Regions from separate parts of the Homo sapiens genome. Here all the other regions are linked to region 1. Evidence: chromatin contacts called from ENCODE Hi-C or POLR2A ChIA-PET data. All regions are on one chromosome and are shown on one strand. The core of a region is the stretch at or near the end of the contact, and the rest is flanking DNA. Distances in the headings are between cores, read along the strand shown.

Region 1 (2,700 bases), core at 84-2,583:
GCAAAGCCTATACTCGAATAAAAAATTTTGGTAAGTTTAGAAAACTCCCGAATCTTAAGTCCATAGCAGCACATATCCAAGTAAGTTTAAGAAGAAGAAGAAAAAAAACCCACTCACTTCTCTGGAGACAGCTCTCTTTGGTTCCACAACTCTTCCATCCACCTTGTGTGGCCTTGCATTCATAGCTGCATCCACCTCCTCCACAGTGGCATATGTGACAAACCCAAAGCCCCTGGAGCGCTTGGTGTTTGGATCTCTCATTACCTGAGAACAGTGTTAATTTATGTAACACAAAGTCTGACCGCAAAAGCTTTTGTCATTTTAACTTTGAATAGGGCAATAGGAAACTTTACACCAGCCTTTTATAAAAAGTCGTCCAGTTTCCCACTACCCTAGATTTAAGAGGTAGCTTTTAAAATCAAAGCAGGACGTTCCTTTGCCAACAAAGCTCTAACTATAATGCTATTAACTACTTTCATAAGCATTCGGAGAAGACTGCACCAAGATAAGCCAAGGAAATCGGCTGTTTTACTGCTTTGTCCCTTCCAAATCTTACCACACAGTCCGTGAGCGTTCCCCATTGCTCAAAATGGCTCCTCAGGCTCTCATCAGTTGTTTCAAAGCTCAACCCTCCAATGAAGAGCTTCCTCAGCTGTTCGGGCTCTTTAGGAGACTAGAGTGGGGGGAGGGGGAAGTGTTAAATGGGCTACAACACGAAACAATTTCCATCGAGGAAAAGAAAAACTAGACACCAACTGTGTACCTAGCACTTATTGTTCGTTCAGGTCGCAACAAGACACGTGCTTCTGCCTATCAAGGGAGGCCGTATGCTGGAGTTGGGAGTGCTAGGAAATCGCAAGCGCATGCGTCCCTAGTCGCCTTCCGACGCACGCGCAACAAAGGCTTGGGCGGTAGGGGTGCATCTCCACAATGGGACTAATCGCTCTTTAGAAAACTCGCTCACCAAGGCAAGGTTTAAAAAAAGACAAAGATCCTGTGTGCCTAAGAATTTTGCTACGAGTAACGAGTCCCGCATGATAACTCATGGTTGGCGGAGAGCGGCCTCATGGCGATCAAGAGGACAAAATGGCGACTTGAACTTTGGGAGGGGTAGGCCGTGGCAGCGACCGAAGGAACTGTAGAATGGGCTGGTGCAAGGAACGAAACCCAGCAGCATCTTACCGATTCAGGAAAGGGAGAGGAAAAAATTCAAGTGGGAAAGCGCGCCTAACTCACCTCTGACTTAGACATGACGGCAGGGTGAAGAGAGACTTTAACGATGCTTCTTCGGCGGCGTCCACGGGCAGAAAGGAGCAAGCTGACGAACGTATCTGCCAGCCTACCTTCGCCCTCTCTTTTTTACCCCGCCTCCTCGCTTTCGGCATTGGTAGACTCCGCCCTGGAACAGCTCTGATTGGATACTTGAAATCGCTTCCCCCTGCTATTGGCCTGTGGTGCCACATTGCTGTGTAACGTCATTCCTTCGGTCGTTCTACGCCGTCTCCACCCCTTGGAGTCCATTGGTTCCCGAGTAATGTTATTGTTAACCAGTCTGATTGGCCAACCGACCAATCATTCACATTTGAATCTACCTTGGGTGTTTAACATCTTTTTAATCTTCCACGCGCAAATATTACAGTCAAGTCGCTTGGCAAAGCATGATTAACACTATGTATTAGACAAGCAGCCAGGAGGTAACAATTTTTTTGCAATGAACTCTTGTTGACCGCACGTGTAGTAAAATGGCGAGTTTTGCGCAGGCGCATTAAGAAGTTCCACCTGCCTCTGAGAACACGTGAAATGGCGGGCAGGAGTAGGCAGTGAACCTACGGCGCCTGCGTGTTGGCGGGAGTTTGTCCTAGCTTTGCGCATGCGTAGTGGGCGGAGAAAAAAGGTCCGGTCCCAGGATTGGTTGCGCAGGCGCAGGGAAGGATCCGTTTTGGCGGGCGGTTGGCGTTGCGCAGAAGGCGGCGGCGGTGGTGGCTTGTGGTGCGGCCTCACCATACAGGAACAGGGCAGACGTTAGCGTGAGTGATCACTCTCAATCCCGGGTAAGTGGCAGACAGTCTTATCTACCCATAGTAGGTCTTGAACTGACTCCATTTGGGCCCGTTATTGTGTGAAATGAATGGACGGCGGGGTGGGGGGATAGTGAAGGGGCAGCGGTGGGTCGGGCCAACCAATAGAAGAACAGGGGGCGGGATGTTTTAATCCCCGTAGGTTCTTTGGAGCTGTGCAGCCGAAGACTTTGACTGGCTTGTGTATAGGCCAATTGGGTCTGCCTTGAGCTGCCGACTGATCGGCCCTTGGGCCATCGGAATGTGGGAGACGGGTTTTCCCCTTCTGAGCAGCGTCTCACTGAGCCAGTGAGCAGGAAGCGCGCGGTAGGTTGGGCTTCTCCAGGAGGCAGCGGTTTGACTCCAATGGGGAATGCGGGATCGGGCGGTTAAACGGATGGAACGAATCTGGAACCAGTAGACGGACAGCCTAAGGAAAGCGCTGGGACCAGTCGTCCAATCGGCTCTCCAAAAGAGGGAGGTCTTCGATTTGGGGTTGTGAGGAAGGGGAGTCGGTGCCTGTAATGGCGTGTGAGGGTGGATGTTTTATCCACGATGACTTCTCTAACGAAGCCTTTAGGCCTCAGTCCCATACACCTCCTTGAAAGCGTAAGTTTGCTCCTGTATTCCTCGACTTGAGCAT
Region 2 (2,700 bases), core at 105-2,604, 1.8 Mb before region 1:
CTTTCTCCTCCCCTTTCCAGTCCAGGGCCTGGGAAGCTTGGCTGTGTCTGTCTAGTGTCAATTTTGATTCCTCTCTGCTGCCATTCTCCCCCTAGACTGGCACCTCTGCTGGGAGGGGCCGGGTAACCGGCTTCGCCTCTGCAAGACTAGAGAGAAGGCATCCGCCTCAGCACAGGAGACGCGGCCGCCGCAGAAATAAGGGTCTCTGCCCCAACGGAACAAGCGCAGCCCACAGTCCGGAAAAGGGTGTGGCCGGCCGAGGAGTGCGGGGGAGTGTGCGCCGCGGGCACTGCAGCAGCCGCACCACCTCCTCCCGTAGCCCTCCCTCCGTCCAGCAGCCGCCTCTGCCGCGCTGCAGTCTGGCGGCTGGAGGCTTGAAGGTGGCTGCCCGAGGGTCGTCCAGGGGCCGGGGCTGGGTCCTAGCGGGTACCCGGGGATAAAAGCGAGAAAAGAGAGAACCGTATGGCTTTAAGTAGGTAAAAAGTCTCGAGGAGGATGGGAAAGACTAGGGAAACCTTTGAGAGGTAACGGGACCAGGATTTCCAGGAGCAGCAAAGCCGCGAGTGGCACCAAAAGCAAGAGGGACGTTCAAGATGGCTTGGCTAGGAGGGAGAGCTTCGGCTGAGACGGGGTCCCCAGATGTTATTACTGCTGTTGCCCAAGTAGAGGAAGAAGTCCTGATTCTGTGGAAGGATCCAGTCTGGGCATGCGAAAGGGTGGGTGGGGAGAGTGAGCAGTCGGTTCCAAGAGTGGCGCGTCCAGCAGGCAGGCGGCTAGCGGGGAGAGAGGGGAAAGTCTGGGGCCCACTGTCCCAAGGCAGGGAGCTGACTCTAGGCATAAGGAGGAAAAGCCCCAGATGGAAGGGGTGGAAGGGGGCTATGCTGCACAGAGGACCGAGGGTGGTCGCTCACCCAGGCAGGTAGCTCTCGATGACTCATATAGAGAGTTTTCGCAGTGAGCTGCTCCTCGTCGTCCAGTAGCTGCCTCGCTGCTCGAAGGCTCCGTTCTTTCTCGTCGCGGACCCGGCGCCAGCCCAGGTAGAGGGCGAGGCCGAAGAGCACGAAACCCACGCTGAGTCCCACTGCCCCGGCCAAATACACAGGTATCAGCACCAGCAACCGCCTCCCGAATGAAGTCAGCACCGCCAGGGCCTCACCCGCCGCGCCAGGGCCAGCAGGTTGGCCCCCAGAACCTGGGTCTGGCTTTGCGTGAGCAGCGGGGGGCTGGTCAGTGGGGTCGGAGGGAGCAGAGGGCTGGTCCATGGGGCTGGGGCTGGGGCCCTCTCCTGGAGATCGCTCCATTGTGCCACCTCTGGGAGGATCCGCCCGACCCAGGGACTGGCTGGAGGTTGCCTAGTCTTGCGATCAGCTCCCCCAGGCAAAACGTGATCCCCGGGATGGAGGAGGGGACTTCAAGCCACGCCCCTCCTTTCTGGCGATTTGGGTTGGTCCGCGCTGCACAGACCAAGGTGGAGTTAAAAGGTTGAAACTCCACCCCTCTTCCGCGGGGAACGGACCGGGTTTCGGATAGGTAGGGCCTCCCTGATTGGGCCCGAAGGCCAAGATGGGAGGTCTGAGATGGCGGGAAAAGGAAGAAAGGGGCTCAGGGGCGGCATTCGATTGGTAATAAAGAGGAGGAGGCGTGGCGCACCATTTCAGGAGAGGCGGGACCAAGAGCTCCCCCACGTGGGATTGGAGTGCCTGTGGTATGACGTCATGCAGAGCTGCACCGCCAATTTCTTGGTTTTGGAGAAAGCCCAAGTTGCGAAGTTGAGGGGTTGTGGAGCTTCAGGATTTCCCTCTACTCATTCGGTTTGGCAGGATTTGGTCTGGGATATATATATATGTTCTTTTGCCGACTTTCTCTAGTTTTCATACTCTAAGCACATTCCTTATCCTTCAACTTTTTCCTGCCTGCCCTTACAAAAGGAAAGGATACGATCGTATTTGGAATGAAAGTGTTTGAAAACTAACCCCGTCTATCCCGTCCCTAATCCCCTACCTTCTTTGTGTGGTGTAACGACTGACCCTGGAGAAAACTGGAGAGTCAGAGAATTACAGAGTTGAGATAATCCAGCCTTCAGGGAAAGGGGGAAAAAAAGCAGAGTGAATAGAAAGTGAGGCTTTATTTCTTTTTGGAAATTTCCAAGAGTTAGTAAGTCATCTCTATCTTAGAGGATGGATGTAAGACTAGTTGGCTCCAAAAGGGAGGGAGGCAGCGCAAATTATTACATTTTCCAATAATTTTCTGACCCTGAAGAACTTCTAGGACACTAAAATGAGGGATCAAGAGTAAGGGAAAGACAATTCCTTTTCACATTTGCCTGAGTTAGAAGGAAGGTTTGCCATACAGTCAGGTGCAGAACTAGTGCAGTCCCACAGTGTACGGTGTAGGTTTAGGAAGGAAAAAGTGCAGGGTACACCGATGACTATTGTTACTAGTTAACTGGCGTTAGAGGTGGAGTGTTGTCCTAGGATCTAGGAACTAGACTAATTGGAAGTTGATGAGGGAAGTGTTGGTCATAAGATGATTACCTTTTAATGCAGTATATATGGGGCATATTATGTAAATCTGTCAGATGCAGCAGAAGAACTGGGGTTGATCACTGGGAAGAAACTAGCCATTTCTTAGAGGAAGTGTCTTACAGGATGAGGCCTGCAGCTGATAAATTTTATCTGGTTCTGCAGGGCATAGATTTCA
Region 3 (2,700 bases), core at 140-2,639, 1.6 Mb before region 1:
AAGGTTAAGGACAAGATGTTAGACCCTGCAGGGCTGAAGTACAATCGGTGAAAAGAGAGCAAGGGTTTAAGACCACAGTGTCACAACACTTGCAATAACAGTGTATCGTATGCAAATACTTTTTATTTATTTATTTTGAGACTGAGTCTTGCTCTATAATACAAGCTGGAGTGCAGTGGCACGATCTTGGCTCACTGCAACCTCCACCTCCCAGGTTCATTCCTCAGCCTCCCGAGTAGCTGGGATTACAGGCACTCGCCACCACACCCGGCTAATTTTTGTATTTTTAGTAGAGATGGGATTTCACCATGTTGGCCATGGCTGGTCTCGAACTCCTGACCTCAAGTGATCTGCCCACCTGGGCCTCCCAAAGTGCTGGGATTACAGGCATGAGACACCGCACCCGGCCTGGAAATACTTTTTAAATGAGCCCCACCCCCAGACATTCTGAATTGGCCTCTAGTGGAAGTCACAGACATGGAGGATGGGAAGGAAGGCAAGCTGCGGCCCCCAGAAAACTTCTGAGGCCTAATTTGTCTTATAAAGGTCCTAGTCAGCCATTGCTCAGTTTTTTAGTTTTTTTTTTTTTTTTTTTTTTTTTTTTTTGAGACGGGGTCCCACTCTGTCGTCCAAGCTGGAGTGCAGTGGAGCGATCTTGGCTCACTGCAACCTCCGCCTCCCAGATTCAAGAAATTCTCTGCCTCAGCCTCCCGAGTAGCTGAGATTACAGGCACCCGCCACCACGCCCGGCTAATTTTTTTGTATTTTTAGTAGAGACGGGGTTTCGCCATCTTGGCCAGGTTGGTCTTGAACTCCGGACCTCGTGATCCACCCGCCTTGGCCTCCCAAAGTGCTGGGATTACAGGCGTGAGCAACCGCGCCTGGGTTTTGTTTTGTTTTTTAAATGGGACATGCTGCCTAGTGTTGGAGGTAGTCACCAATACTTACCTCCTGCCTCCTCCCTGGTTCCAGGGGTACTGCTGGACATTAAACTAAGCCAAAGTGGGGATATAAGCAGGAAGGTAAAAGGGTTGATAAGGAAAAAGCTATATGAGGGTGGAGGAGGGCAGAGTTGACACCTGAGGAGAGGAACCTGCAGCCGGGCTCCTCTCAGGCTGTAGGGGAAACAAGTTTAACAGGACTTAGCCCTGAAGGAACAACAGTTGCTGAAATGGGCGGCGGAGGGAGACCATATGGGTTCGTCTGCAGAATAGGGAGGTACGGCGCAGGGCAGGACTACAAATGGAGTGACACTACGGGACCGGATTATTGGCGAGTTGCCCCGCTTTAGATCCTCAGCGGTTGGACGAGTTTAATTAGAATACTAAGTAGGTCCGCCCAGAAGCTTTCACCCTGCCCTCTGACCCTAGGGCCCAGCCCGAGGAGGCACTCAGGGTTAGGAGGTCTGGGCGAGAAGCAACTAGGGCCCTCATCACTTCGCCGCCGAATCCCCGGCGCCGCCCAGCGGGGCAGAGCCAGGCCAGGGCCGCCCGCCCAACCTGGTCCGCTGCCTCTTCGGCCATGGAAGCTGCCGGCAGCCCTGCGGCTACGGAGACAGGTGACCGACCCGCGGCGCCCTCCGCCTTGCACGCCCCTCCCGCGGGTCTCTGGTGGTTGAGTGGGTTGGCCGACAGCAATCGGCACACGAATTCGACCTCCCCACCTTCTTAGGGTTAGATAGGGTCTCCAACCGTCCCTAGAAACACTTGTGCGCCCCAGTGCGTTCCTGGAGTTTGTCTGCTCCACGTCACCAAGCCGCTCTGAGATCTGGGTGCAGGCCAGAGCCTGGATATTCTTCCTTTCTTCATTTATAAGGCCCCCTTTTTGGGTGCAGGTGGGCCTTGCGCCCTTTTCCCTCGCAGGTCCTGGACGTACGAGGAGTTCCTGGGGATGAGAGGGACTGTGCCTCGGAACTTCTCTTGGCTCCCTGAGGACTGTTTTACAGGCAGCAAGCGCTCAGTAATGGTATCGGTGGCAGTAAAAAGCCCACGGCTTTATTTTATTAACTATTTCAGCTTCTCCACTCTTCCTCCTCCTCCACCTCCGCCCATGAAATGGTGCACTCTCCCTTTAAGACTAAGATGGTGGCTTGCTACGATCGGGACTCCACTTCCGGTGGGGAGGGGGGCGGGACCCCAGCCCGCTCACGCCGGAAGTGGTTTGCGTTTTCAAGATGGCGACTCCCTATGTTACTGACGAGACCGGCGGTGAGTGCGGGAGGCGCGGAGCCGCTTCTCTCCGGGCTCTCGGGGCAGGGGTTCGGACTTGGAAAGGGGTCTGTGCCCCGCCCATCCCGGGGCCCCTCCTTTGCCCCGCCCCCCGGACCGCCTTCCCCATTCATTCTCTCCTACGGGGTGTCTCCTGCGCCCCCTTCTGGTCTCGTGTTTGGGGTCTCTGCTTCCGGTCACCCAAACCCTGGGGTCCTTCAGTGCTGGTCCCTGCTTCAGGACCCTCACGGGCCCTTAGCTTTTCTCCAGCAGTTGGACCACTCATATCTCTTTTAGGTTCTTCAGGCTTGGGGGCTTCTACACTCTCATTTCCCTCCAGTTCCTGCCCTCCTTCTTTTCCCCTCCCCCATCTCAGCTATACTTGGTTTCTGCCCTACCCCAGTCCCGTTTTCATTATTTTTCTCGAAGCTTTATTTGCTGAAGACCTCCTCGTTTCTACATAGTACCTTTTCCTCTCCCGTATCTTCATTTG
Region 4 (2,700 bases), core at 110-2,609, 1.8 Mb before region 1:
GTGATTCTTTGAAAGCTGGTAAAACTCAGATTTTCACCCACAGGACGGGAGGCATCCTAAATACCTGTTCCCCACCATCTTTGCTGTTAAAACCATTTAAAAGCACAATGACAAGCAGTTTGTATCTCCCTAACTGGAATAAAATGGAAAGGCTAACTGGAAAGAGAGAAAAGAGAAAGTGGCATCTGCCTAGAGTGACAGGCAACTGCTGAGATCGTCAGAGCACACCTGGAGTAAGGATGACTTGTGAAAATCCTAAAATCAGTCCTCCCTTTTCCAGTAATGTTCACAAGCTTGCCTAGTTGGGATAAGACGGAGACCCCAAAACATTTGAGTTGTCAAGTCACTGAGAACAACAAATGTGAATGCTAACTAAGACTATCTGCACAGATTGGAAAGGTGGTAGTAATGAGTAACTTCAAGAAAAGCCATATATATCTCCAAGACTTGCATTAGAAGCTCCAGGAGTGCTCTCCAACGGTCTCCTTAGCTGGCCCAAGGTAGAAGGGGGCCCCCACCAGGGTAAGAGCTGAAGTAAAGAAGGAAAGGCTCCAGCAAAGCACGTGGTGGGGAAGCTGGTGGTGGGGAAGCTGGTGTCAGGGACACTAGCGGAGTAAGAAGGGGGCCAGCCATCCGCAATGGGACCCAGCAACACGTGCCGGCTTGGCTCCTGACGCCCCGGAGACGCTACAAAAACAGAGGGGCACTTCTGTCGCCAATAGCTGGGCGCTTCCTTTTCGAGGTGGCCTCGCCGCTGCCAGAATCAGAGGAAGCAATAATCGGGAATGAAGGATAGGAACAAGAGAAAACACGTCTTGCCTCCTAACAAACGGCCTCGGGTCGGAGCCTGCCAGGGTCCCCTCTCTGCGCTCATCCTGGTCGCCGACCCGCACCTCCATAGACTTCAGCCTGGGCCTGCCCGCTCAGGTCCCAGGCGCGACACCGGGTCTTCCCACCACGCCGTGCCCAGCGGACCGGTGCGGGCCCCTCAGTAGCTCAGTCCGCATGACCCCTCCGCTCCAGCCCCTTCCGGGCCAGCCTGTTACCTTTCCCTATCAGCCTTGATTCCCCGACCCCCGAGGCCGCACTCACTGTTGGCGATGTCGCCCCCCATCTTATACTTGGTCACGACCAGGTCCTCAGCGATAGTTTGCTCCTGTTGCTCGTCCTCGCCCGACATCTTCCTACTACCACCACTGCAGCCTCGTTTCCCCTGAGCCGCCGCCGCCTCTGTCTCCCTTCCCAGCCACAGGCTGTGGTCAGAGTCCCCTCGATCCTCGAGGAGAGGGCGAGCGAAAGCGCGAGCAAGCAAGGGAGCGGGCAGGCAGGCGAGAGCGAGAAGCTGCGAGCGCGCGGGCTGAGGCGCAGGGCACGCTGGGACAACTAGTCCTCTCGGCCGCCAGACTCTAGCCGCTCTCGAGGGCCTTCGAACTACAATTCCCAGCCTGCCTCTCGCGCTCCTAAGCCAGGCCCTGGGGCCTTGCCCTCCAAGGGCCTCGCACGCCGGAATCGCCGGGCACTCTGGGAAGGGTCAGGCTCCGGCGGGAAGGCGGAGCCGTTGGGGAGCTTGAGGGGAAGCGTGGTCTCTCCCGGAAAAACCACTTCCACCGAGAACGCTGAGCGAGAGCCAGTAACAGAGAGGGGCGGGCTGAGGGGAGAGGGGCGGAGCTACGGCGGGGAAATAGGTTTAAAGTCGAGCGGGCAGGGGTGGAGTAGAGTGGAGCCGCAGCGGGTGGGCAGTGTCTACACCTAGGTCGGGGAGGCTGGGTGCGCCCTTCTTCGGATCCCTGGGTCGGCTGGCGAAACCCGCCCAGCCGGTCCAGTCGTCCTCCGAAGCTGGGAGAACAGGGAGGGGCAGACAGGTGGAAGAAGACCAAGGGTGCTGGTAACGGGGGCTAACTGGGCAGCCAGACACCGGAGGGATCATCCATTTAAAGGCCTCGCAATCTAGAGGCCGGACTCCTAATGAAGTAACATGACTTTATTGTTCCAATAACAGGCACCTGGATGGAGCACCTAAGGGAAGTGTTCAGAAAGACATGTTTGTTGAGAGTTCTTACCGTGAAAAAATAAAAAGATTTGATGACTTTTCTAAGATAATGAATTCAGAAGCATCTGGAGGTTTCAGTGTTTGGCCTCTGAAGGAGGGCTTATAGGGCTTTTTATAAGTCCTAAAGCACGTAGGTTCTTTTTGTTATTCCCAATTGGTTGCCTTGTAGATTCCTACTAAAACCCTTAATGAAAAGGACTATGCGCTATGGTTGTTCTAAAGAAATAGAAGTAATAGTAGGACTAGAGAAAGCTGCATGGGACAGAGTAGCACTGTCAGAACACAGAAAGGTGAGTATCCACTGCTGAGGAGCAGATCTCTTATCTAACATACGAAATGTCTTCATTTGACAGACAGGAAGCTGAAAAAAAACTTTGGCATTTTTATTCAGACACGTATAAAAACAAAACAAAAAACTTCAGTGATACAACAGACGTTTTCCCTTAGTTCCCCATCCAAGGGGACAGAGGTGTGCAGCTGAAGCTGGATCTTTTTTCTGTCCTACCTGGAAGCTTCTCACTGCTGGATGAGAATGGCTTCTAAAAGTGGATCTTGGGGATCCTTGTGAATTTGCCCTCGGATAAGGAGTGAAGATCATTTACGGCACATGTGGATTATGGTTTACACAAAGATGTCCAGTTATTTTTCCT
Region 5 (2,720 bases), core at 123-2,622, 1.7 Mb before region 1:
CCATGATGAGAGGAGCTGATGAGAAGCATTACCTTGATGAGGGGAAGAGGAATGCCAGTGAGAGCAGAGGCATCCATGAATTTCTTGAGATCTTGGTGCAGAAATTCAAAAACCAGGTAGAGTTTATTTTCTGTGTGAATGACATCCAGCAGCCTAGAGAAGGAAAGTTTGAGGAAATGGAGGTGTGTGAGAGAGAGAAATGCCCACACTGTACAGACAGAACTTATCCTCCTTTCCAGCTGGATCACCTCTCAGACGCATACTTACTTGACAATATTAGGATGGTTAAGCTCCTTAAGCAGAGAGATCTCTCGGATGGCAGTACTGGGCACACCCTCAGTCTCACTTGGAGAGGTTGGGAAAGCAGAGATGGGAATATGGTTACAAATATTCCTTTCCCCCCCACCTAGTCATTTCTTTCCCCCAAGGAGACACCACCCAGCACCCCCTAGGAAAGTGAGAGAAGAGAAAGGGTGATGGTAAGAGCTAATTCTTGGGTAGTCAGGGTGTGGTTTTTGGATATATTAAGGCCATTATCTCCTCTTTTCCCAGGGGTAGGTAAGTAAAGCCGCCTGGTGAAGGTGAAGCAGGGAGACTGTAATGGAGGGGAAAAAATGCAGGAGTAGCCCCCAGCCTCCCCAGAGGGGCCAGTGAGGTTCAACTGCCATTCTTTGGAAAGAGGAGAGAATTCTAAGGTGAGGGTGGGGCAGTGAAGAGGGCTCTTCATTCAGAAAGGCGATTCTCGCCGGTTCCCACATAACTCCACTCCATGGAGAGTCTTGGACCTCATCTCAGAGACCTCCTTTCTCTCCCCGAGTCTGTAGTCGCACATTTGGGGGCACGATCCGGCTCAGTTTGGGAAGAAAGTTTTCCATGGATTCCACACCACCCTATACTCTCCCCAGGGAGTATAAGTATACTCTTCACCTTCTACTGGCCCCCAACCCACCTCTCCACTTCTAAAGAAGTCCCTCCCTGCTCTCTTCCGGTCCCTGGACGGCTACCCGCCCGTGGGGGGTTGGGGGGGACAATCAAGGAGGTCCCCAGTTAGGAGTCCCGGGTACAGAGGCCACTCACGTGTCCAGGCGGATTTTCTTAAGCGCCACCACCTCTCCCGTCAACTTGTTTCTGGCTTTGTACACAACTCCGTACGTGCCCTCTCCGATCTTTTCCACCTTTTGGAAGTTCTCCATGAAGCGCCAGCGAGTCGGGTCAGCCCGGCCCTGGAGCGGGGGCCTGGGAACCCTGCAGAAGGCGGACCCTGGCTCTCGGGGGCCGAGGAGGGGGAAACAGGGCCCAGTACCGTGGCCCCGGGTCGGGATGGAACGCAGTATACCTCTCGCTCTTGTCAATTTGGCCAACTTGAAACAATGTTGCCGCCTCCCACCGAGTTCCCGACCGCCACCAGAGGCCCCGCCCCTGCTTCCCGCGTTTCCCTGGCTCCGCCCCCAGGCCTTTCTATTGGTCAACGTCAGAGCCGGGGGGCGAGCCCAGCGCTCCTCCCCGCAAATGATCCCGCCCCAGGCAAGTTTGGTTCTTGGGGGCTAGACAAGTTTCTTCCCCGGTGGGGCGGCTGAACACTCTTCCCAAGTACCTGCTTTGGGTCCAAGTTTCCTACCTATGTCTCTAGTCTGTAGGGATTTCTTGATTTCTAACTCACTATTTTCACCAATCCTGGGGAAAATATGTATCGACCTAAGGTTAAATTCCACCTGGCCCAGGAGCCTCCTTTGGAAACCAGGAAGCCGGGAATCTCGTTGCAAAGGAATCCTGGGCCTCAGAGGAGTCGTTGCCTCTGCCTCATAGCATACCCCGACACTGTCTCTGTTTTGGGATGCAGGGTTCTGTTTCTGTCTTTTTGAGAAGTTCCTGGTTTAATTCACTCTCCCATGATAAACTGTTGTGTCTGGTATGTGTTACGCAGCTGCCTTTCAGTTAGCTCTTGCCCGGGAGTGCATCAAGATGAGAGTGACCCAGTGAAACCAGAAACTGTCATTGAGTAGCAGGATGGGAAAGCAATGTCTAGGGACCAGGATCCCTTTGTCAGTTTTTCCTTTTTCCTCTCCTCCGGCCCCTCCCAGGCCTTCTCTGAGGGAGAAGAGGAAGGGCTATGCAAATGAGCACCCTTTTCTTATATAGGGGCCTATCCCAGTCCCCCCAGTGCCTTTGGTTGCTGGAGGGAAGAACACAATGGATCTGGTGCTAAAAAGATGCCTTCTTCATTTGGCTGTGATAGGTGCTTTGCTGGCTGTGGGGGCTACAAAAGGTATGTGTGGATATGTGGACATGAGCAGGTGTGAACTTGGGGATGAATTCCCCCTGCTCTGGTTTCTGTCCTCCTAATGGGAGATAGCGGCAATATTTCAGGCGTCTCCCACTCATTTGATTTAGTGAGGATGTGGGCACCTGGGCTCCCTCCCTACATGGAGATTTGGGATTTTGCCTGAAAATAATCTCATATGCTTGGAGGGGCAGAAGGATAGAAGGTCTCTGTGGCACTGATTCTGAGGCTTCCTTGGCAGTGAGCTGGAGCACGGGCTCCAAAGGGGTGAAATGTGCAGGAGACTCTTTTAGGAAACGTCTCTTGGGGTAGGAGATTTAAAGTGGGGAGTCAGAGAATGTGGTATTGGGTAAGAACACTAAGGAGATACAATCCTCTCCTCTTGGGATGGGTACGGGTGAACACAGCCCAGACCTTTTGTTCTGGGGCTGGAGAGATA
Region 6 (2,700 bases), core at 201-2,700, 1.8 Mb before region 1:
ATAGGCTAAGGAATAGAAAATAGAGTTATACTGGTATTATATACCTACCTTGCTTTTTTGTTACATGAATGAAGAGCACCTTACATGTTTACGTCAATTAAAACTAAACCTATTTAAATGCCTGTCGGGCACATAAAAGCACCCCCAAAGCACCTGTTCAGCCCAATACCTGAGCACATATGTATAACCCTCAGTTTTACAAGTGAATTAACATCCCACGTGAGTTCATCTTGACACCGCAAGGACCAGACTGACATTCTAAATGCAATAAACCAATAATCCAGTTCCTTCTACACCTACACCCGCCCTAATGCCTACCCTGAACCTTGCTCTTTCTATAAAAGGAAAAAAACAAAGCGACGTTCTTATTGCTCCAAACATCATCCTTGCACACCAAACTAGACGGCCTCCATTCTCGAAACGTTGAAGACATTCTTCCTCACCTGTATATTTTCACAAATATTCAAATAATCAATAGCACAAGAATTGTCAAATTTACCAAGTTTCTAGTTTTTGCAATCTCATAACCGAAACAGGCAAACCTTTACCTCAGAGTAAAGGCTGTGCACTCTATCACAAAGTCACCCTCTGCCCAGAAAAGAATCAAAACGGCAAACAAGAGAATTCTCTTCTACCAGTAACAACCTTAAATACGTGGAAATTGCCTGAGAGGCTCCAAAGAACAGAGCCTCCAAAAGGGCGAAGTTGGGCGAAGGCTTTAAGATACTGGGATCCTCACACAGTTCGCGCCGGTGACCCACTTACCATCGAAGACGCTCGCTTCAGAAATGTCCCTGACTGCTGCGGCCTCCACTATGTTTCGAATGACGAATTTCTTAATGGCCTTGTCCTTGGGCACGCATCGGGCACAGTTAGTGCAGCGAATAGGCTGCACGTGGCCGCGGCCCTTTTTGGCACGACCATTGTTCCTTCTTTTCTTTGTCTGCGACAGGATGGGAAAACTGTTAGGAAAACGGCGCAACTCACCCAGCCTCAGTCCCTTTCCGGCCACAAGCCGCACCGGCAGCCTCCAGGAAGGCGCCGCTCGGATCTCCTGTTTCTCCGCAAATCCCGCCGACCCCCAGAGCAAATGAAATGTACACTCGGTCCACCCCTCAGCCGTGCTCCAGGCTCTCACTTCCCCACAATCCCAGAGTCTGCACCCGAACCCCCACCCTCACCACGCAAGAAGACTCACCATCTTGGAGGCACGGACCGGAGAGAGGAGACGGTGCCTGGCAGGGCCCTCCTATATAGCATGAGATCCCTACGCGGACACCGGGAGAATCCTTAGGAGACGGGCTTCAAGAACGGCAACTCACTTTACTCAAATATTCCTTTACATTCAGCATTTCTGCTGAAATCTAGGGTGGAAATGCGTTCCTAGTGTTTATTTATCCATGGAACAAAGTGCACATGGGACTATTTAGCCGGATGGCGGAAGAAAATCGAGGTTATGTGTCTCCCAGCAAGCCTTGCGCCGCGCCGACTCGGAAGCAATTCTGGACGATGCAGTTTTCCGGTATACGCGACGCTAGGCGTGAAAGTTGCCAGACGCTGGACCACAAGGCGCACTCGTTATTAGAGGCCAGAGAGGGACAGATGCTTGGTGGGAATTGTAGTGCGAAGCCAAGAGGCTCCCCCCTCCCCCCCTTCCCCCCTGCCCCAAGTGCTTAGACCGAAGGCGGCGCTGCGCCACCGGGGGACGCCCTGGGCTCATTTCTCTGACAGTCCTTCTACTAGGTAGGTGTAGGATTACGAAGAGGAAGGCCTGAGAGGAAACAAGCATTTTGTGAATCCCTCCTTCCAATATGGAGAAAATCCCACAATGAAGTGCATTGAGGCTGGGGCTATTTCTCATTCATCTTTTTATCTCTGGCACAGTGCCTGGCCCTGTGGTAAGCGTCTTTATAAATATTAACTCATTTAACTTTGAGCAAGCCTATAGGTAGCTACTATTATTATCCTCACTTTAAAGATTGAAGAATTTAGCCCGGCCTGGTGGTGGGCGCCTGTAATCCCAGGTACTCAGGAGGCTAAGACAGGAGAATCTTGAACCTGGGAGGCGGAGTTTCCAGTGAGCCGAGATCGCGCCACTGCACTCTAGCCTGGGTAAAAAGATCGAAACTCTGTCTCAAAAATAAATAAATCAATTAAAAAAAAAGATTGAAGAACTGACGTGCAGTAGGTATTCTGGCTCCGCTGTACTATGCTGTATGTCACCTAACAAATGGATGGAGGAATAGCCTGGACTAATGACTTAAACGTTTTTCACCCAGATTCATAGCACGAATACATTTTACATTGGTACCCAGTACACACACAAACACGATTACATGCACATGCAAAACTGAAACACAAGCTTTATGAAACGATACTTACCCTTGTCATAGGTGTGCTGGTATGTTCTATTCTTTATTTTTACTTAATCTTTCTGTTCTCTATTTTAATAAATGCTGATCAAAAACCACGAAAATTATTTCACCACTCATTAGTGAATCTGACCCCTAATTGAAAGATTATGTGTAAGCTCCATTTACCTCTGAAGAGCCATCGGAAAGACTTAAGCCTTAGGCTGGGTGCAGTGGCTCACGCCTGTAATCCCAACACTTTGGGAGGCCAAGGCAGGCGGATCACCTGAGGTCAGGAGTTCAAGACCAGCCTAGTCAACATAGTGACACCCCACCTCTACTAAAAATA
Region 7 (2,700 bases), core at 148-2,647, 1.9 Mb before region 1:
GCAGCAGGTTTGGAGATGGAGGGCCCTGCTGGTTTCTTCACGGGAACATCCTTCTTGGGAGGCATGATGTCCGGTGGCCAAAGGACAGTGTGCGGATGGGGGCACCCATCTCTGTTTAAATAGCCAGGGAGTCTGGGATGTCAAGGGGCGGGGGCAGGGGCAGGGAGCCAGTTGGCTGTGGCAAAGATGAGGTAGAGGAGAGATATAACCGCCTGCCCTCACTCCCCTGGCCTCCTATGGTTCAGGACTCCTGCCCCAAGGTCTTCTTCCCTCTGTCCCCTTATCCCCAAAGGCTGACCAGAAAAGAACAATGTTTCCTTTAGGGGTAGGGGAGGAAGCCAGAGACTGCCCAGAATGAGGTAGTTAACCTCCAGGGTGAGGATAGGATGCTTGCCAGTGGCACTGAGATGGGGGTGGTGAGGCAAAGCAGGTGATCCAGCAGCTTTAGTCTTCTTGAAGGGTGGGGTGAGGGGTAGCAGCCAGGGAGGCTTGTGTGAACTGGAACAAGTTAAAGTGTGGTCTGGGAGCAATGACAAAAACAAGAAGCCCATCTGCCCAGCCCCTCCACTCCCTTCTGACCATGGCTTTGTAAAGAGCAGGGGTAGTTAACCTTAGAGTCTAATGATCCCTAATACTTGTAGTTCCTGAGCCCCCACCCAGCCAAGAACTGGAACTATTCACAGTATAAAGGAAGAATAGTCATAAAAACAGGAGTATGACATCCCTCATTGTCTCCTGTGCCCAGTGTTGTTTTAGGGGCAGGAGTGGGGGCAAAGATCAGGTTTAACATCTGCTACCCATTCTTCCATGGAAGAAACCTTCCACAAGCCCACGGTCATTCAAGACAAACAAAAGGTAGGGTGCTTGCTGAACCTGTGGGGACCCTTTGGTGGCACCTGAGGAGAAGGGCAGGCTCTGGGAGACGGCTTAAATTCCCTAATCCAAGAGGATGTGGGCGCTCCTATGGCTCCATGAGTATTCACCCCACAACCAGGGGTATAATAAAAATCCTGACTCAGGGGCCAGGTCACAAACCTTGCCAGGGGCGCTGGGAGAGAGTCCAAGTTGGGGGGCGTTTGGGAGTGGGGAGGGATTGCAGGCTACTTTTGTTCTGGGGTAAATTAGGAAAGGATTTAGGTAGCATTCTGAGGAAGATAGCAGTGATTCCACTTAGGCCCCGGGGTTGATGCTGGGTCTCCCATTCGCAAAACAGCGTCTGAATCTCATGACTGCAAATTGTCCCATTTTTACAAAATACATCACACACACACGACACACACACACACACACACACTCACGCACCCCCACTAAATCTTAAAGAAAATGGCCCTCCTCAGCCCCCAAAAACTCACCCTGCGGGGTCCGTGTCTGGGGCTGGGGAGGGGGCGGGGCATAGCGCGGCCCCCAGCCCTGAAGGGTTAATTCCGGTGGCCGCGGAGCATGCCGGGAGTCGTAGTTCCCCGCGGGCTCACGGGATGCGCCGCGCTCTAGATTGCAGTTGACGCGAGGGCGGTGGCTTCCGGCCCATGGCGGTGGTTGGTGACTCAGTGTCCTTCCAGCGCGCTTTATGTCCCGGAACTGAAAGGCAATGAACAATTTCCAATCCACCCCAACCCTAAAAACCCTGCGGGGCCCCTAGGGTATCCCTCCTACTTAACCCTGGCGGGCTCCTAGTCTCGGGAGGTGGAGGGGGCGGGGCGGCTGTTTTCCTGGACCTACTGCTGAAAGAACTCAGAACCTGGGGAAAGATTGAGGCTGCAGCAGGCAGCGTGGAGGTCAGATAGCTGGAAGCACTTAACGGCCCCGGGGAGAACCGCTGCACTCTCTTTTGCTTCCTCTCGCGGTTTGGTAGAAAAAAAAGAGGCCTCAGAGTAGTTTGTTTTTAATGAGCTGGTTGCTGAAGTAAATGTTAAAATTTGCAATTAAGCCCAGTCACCTGCCCCAGCCTTCTCTGATCGAGGTTTCCATCCTGCGGCAGCATATGCGCCATCCTCCTCGATCTTCACAGGTCTCTGAGCGGAGGGCTGGGCTTTCCAGCCCTACTTTCTGAAACTCTTATGGTCAGCATTGGAGTTCACTGGTTCCCCTAGGCGTTGATCAGAGGATGGGAACCAGCCCGGCCGGGCCCACCTTCACTCACTGGATCAGTAAATACCCTGGCGGTGCACCTGGTGTTGGAAGCTGGTGCTGCACAGGCGTGTGAGGATTAGATCAGAGCAGAAAACTCGGGCGATGGCAGGGTGGTGAGGCACAGGTGAACTTTATGGGCAGTAAGTGAGGTTCACTGGTTGGGGAAAGTTTATTGGAAAGGTAGAAATGAATTGTACGACAGAAATAACGATAATAGTAAGTTAGCAACCATTTCTGGAGGCCGCCATAGATCTCGTACCGGTGAAGGGGCTAAATTATCTCAGAGGGTGCTCAAGTGGATGGGGTTCAGACAGCCTACTCAGATTTAAATCCTGGTTCTACCAGGTCCTAGTTAGTGACCCTCAGCAGGTTTAGTTATCTCTCCTGGGCCTCAGTTCCTCATCTGTAAAATAATGATAATGGTACCTACCTCATAGGGCTCTTCGGAGGATTCGAAGTGTTATTATTGGTAAAATAGGGCCGGGCTTGGTGGCTCACACCTCCCAGCACTTTGGGAGGCGAGGCAGGTGGGTCACCTGAGGTCAGGAGTTCGAGACCAGCCTGGCCAAC

What was found. A loop is a pair of places that touch in the nucleus more often than their neighbours do. ChIA-PET counts read pairs that join two places held with the same protein, here RNA polymerase II (POLR2A). Pooled maps may share reads with other maps.
Region 2: a loop to region 1 is called in a pooled map, with 16 times the contacts of the local background. The contact joins the promoter of ESYT1 here to the promoter of HNRNPA1 in region 1. A Hi-C loop is called at or near these places in 1 of 168 maps with a recorded cell type or tissue (naive thymus-derived CD4-positive, alpha-beta T cell), 5 of 37 single-sample maps with no recorded cell type and 14 of 50 pooled maps.
Region 3: a loop to region 1 is called in a pooled map, with 32 times the contacts of the local background. The contact joins the promoter of PYM1 here to the promoter of HNRNPA1 in region 1. A Hi-C loop is called at or near these places in 5 of 37 single-sample maps with no recorded cell type and 13 of 50 pooled maps. POLR2A ChIA-PET finds 5 or more read pairs at or near these places in 3 of 52 experiments (CD4-positive, alpha-beta T cell, GM12878 and naive thymus-derived CD8-positive, alpha-beta T cell).
Region 4: a pooled map shows a loop between it and region 1 (17-fold over the local background). The contact joins the promoter of PA2G4 here to the promoter of HNRNPA1 in region 1. A Hi-C loop is called at or near these places in 1 of 168 maps with a recorded cell type or tissue (naive thymus-derived CD4-positive, alpha-beta T cell), 4 of 37 single-sample maps with no recorded cell type and 14 of 50 pooled maps.
Region 5: a loop to region 1 is called in a pooled map, with 5 times the contacts of the local background. The contact joins the promoter of CDK2 here to the promoter of HNRNPA1 in region 1. A Hi-C loop is called at or near these places in 8 of 50 pooled maps. POLR2A ChIA-PET finds 5 or more read pairs at or near these places in 3 of 52 experiments (A673, CD4-positive, alpha-beta T cell and common myeloid progenitor, CD34-positive).
Region 6: a loop to region 1 is called in a pooled map, with 13 times the contacts of the local background. The contact joins the promoter of RPS26 here to the promoter of HNRNPA1 in region 1. A Hi-C loop is called at or near these places in 1 of 37 single-sample maps with no recorded cell type and 6 of 50 pooled maps. POLR2A ChIA-PET finds 5 or more read pairs at or near these places in 1 of 52 experiments (activated T-cell).
Region 7: a loop to region 1 is called in a pooled map, with 10 times the contacts of the local background. The contact joins the promoter of MYL6B here to the promoter of HNRNPA1 in region 1. A Hi-C loop is called at or near these places in 1 of 37 single-sample maps with no recorded cell type and 7 of 50 pooled maps. POLR2A ChIA-PET finds 5 or more read pairs at or near these places in 1 of 52 experiments (activated T-cell).

What each region holds. Positions count from the first base shown.
Region 1 is chr12:54,279,359-54,282,058 of GRCh38, reverse strand. It overlaps HNRNPA1 (heterogeneous nuclear ribonucleoprotein A1), which reads right to left and starts at 1,333. Exons shown (of 11, transcript NM_031157.4): 1 at 1,237-1,333; 2 at 557-673; 3 at 118-264. The coding sequence starts at 1,251. It overlaps CBX5 (chromobox 5), which reads left to right and starts at 1,937. Exons shown (of 5, transcript NM_012117.3): 1 at 1,937-2,051. RefSeq lists enhancers at 54-812, 1,555-1,614, 1,625-1,714, 2,005-2,054, 1,573-2,332 and 1 more and a cis regulatory region at 238-2,538.
Region 2 is chr12:56,126,921-56,129,620 of GRCh38, reverse strand. It overlaps ESYT1 (extended synaptotagmin 1), which reads right to left and starts at 1,354. Exons shown (of 31, transcript NM_015292.3): 1 at 912-1,354. The coding sequence starts at 1,301. It overlaps ZC3H10 (zinc finger CCCH-type containing 10), which reads right to left. Exons shown (of 3, transcript NM_032786.3): 3 at 2,107-2,700. RefSeq lists enhancers at 306-365, 546-645, 966-1,215, 1,021-1,682 and a silencer at 1,416-1,485.
Region 3 is chr12:55,926,583-55,929,282 of GRCh38, reverse strand. PYM1 (PYM1 exon junction complex associated factor) reads left to right here and starts at 1,389. Exons shown (of 3, transcript NM_032345.3): 1 at 1,389-1,558. The coding sequence starts at 1,522. It also overlaps a transcript of DGKA not described here. RefSeq lists enhancers at 1,118-1,698, 1,778-1,947, 1,988-2,207, 1,699-2,279 and a silencer at 2,298-2,447.
Region 4 is chr12:56,103,218-56,105,917 of GRCh38, reverse strand. PA2G4 (proliferation-associated 2G4) reads right to left here and starts at 1,359. Exons shown (of 13, transcript NM_006191.3): 1 at 1,093-1,359. The coding sequence starts at 1,180. ERBB3 (erb-b2 receptor tyrosine kinase 3) reads right to left here. Exons shown (of 28, transcript NM_001982.4): 28 at 2,413-2,700. It overlaps LOC105369782 (a long non-coding RNA gene), which reads left to right and starts at 1,499. Exons shown (of 2, transcript XR_944995.4): 1 at 1,499-1,630; 2 at 2,000-2,104. RefSeq lists enhancers at 1,085-1,304, 1,315-1,664.
Region 5 is chr12:55,965,482-55,968,201 of GRCh38, reverse strand. CDK2 (cyclin dependent kinase 2) reads right to left here and starts at 1,372. Exons shown (of 7, transcript NM_001798.5): 1 at 1,078-1,372; 2 at 268-345; 3 at 33-153. The coding sequence starts at 1,193. PMEL (premelanosome protein) reads left to right here and starts at 2,160. Exons shown (of 11, transcript NM_001384361.1): 1 at 2,160-2,266. The coding sequence starts at 2,191. RefSeq lists an enhancer at 1,602-1,681.
Region 6 is chr12:56,040,668-56,043,367 of GRCh38, reverse strand. RPS26 (ribosomal protein S26) reads right to left here and starts at 1,450. Exons shown (of 4, transcript NM_001029.5): 1 at 1,199-1,450; 2 at 766-943; 3 at 1-5. The coding sequence starts at 1,201. RefSeq lists enhancers at 762-1,021, 1,162-1,491, 940-1,729 and a silencer at 1,642-1,701.
Region 7 is chr12:56,151,284-56,153,983 of GRCh38, reverse strand. It overlaps MYL6B (myosin light chain 6B), which reads right to left and starts at 1,397. Exons shown (of 8, transcript NM_002475.5): 1 at 1,353-1,397; 2 at 1-111. The coding sequence starts at 65. It overlaps LOC124902942, which reads right to left and starts at 2,157. Exons shown (of 3, transcript XM_047429954.1): 1 at 1,937-2,157; 2 at 1,353-1,578; 3 at 87-175. The coding sequence starts at 1,990. The coding sequence ends at 141. All of the region lies in intron 2 of MYL6B-AS1 (MYL6B antisense RNA 1), which reads left to right. It overlaps LOC124902943 (a long non-coding RNA gene), which reads left to right and starts at 111. Exons shown (of 2, transcript XR_007063328.1): 1 at 111-855. RefSeq lists an enhancer at 2,244-2,323.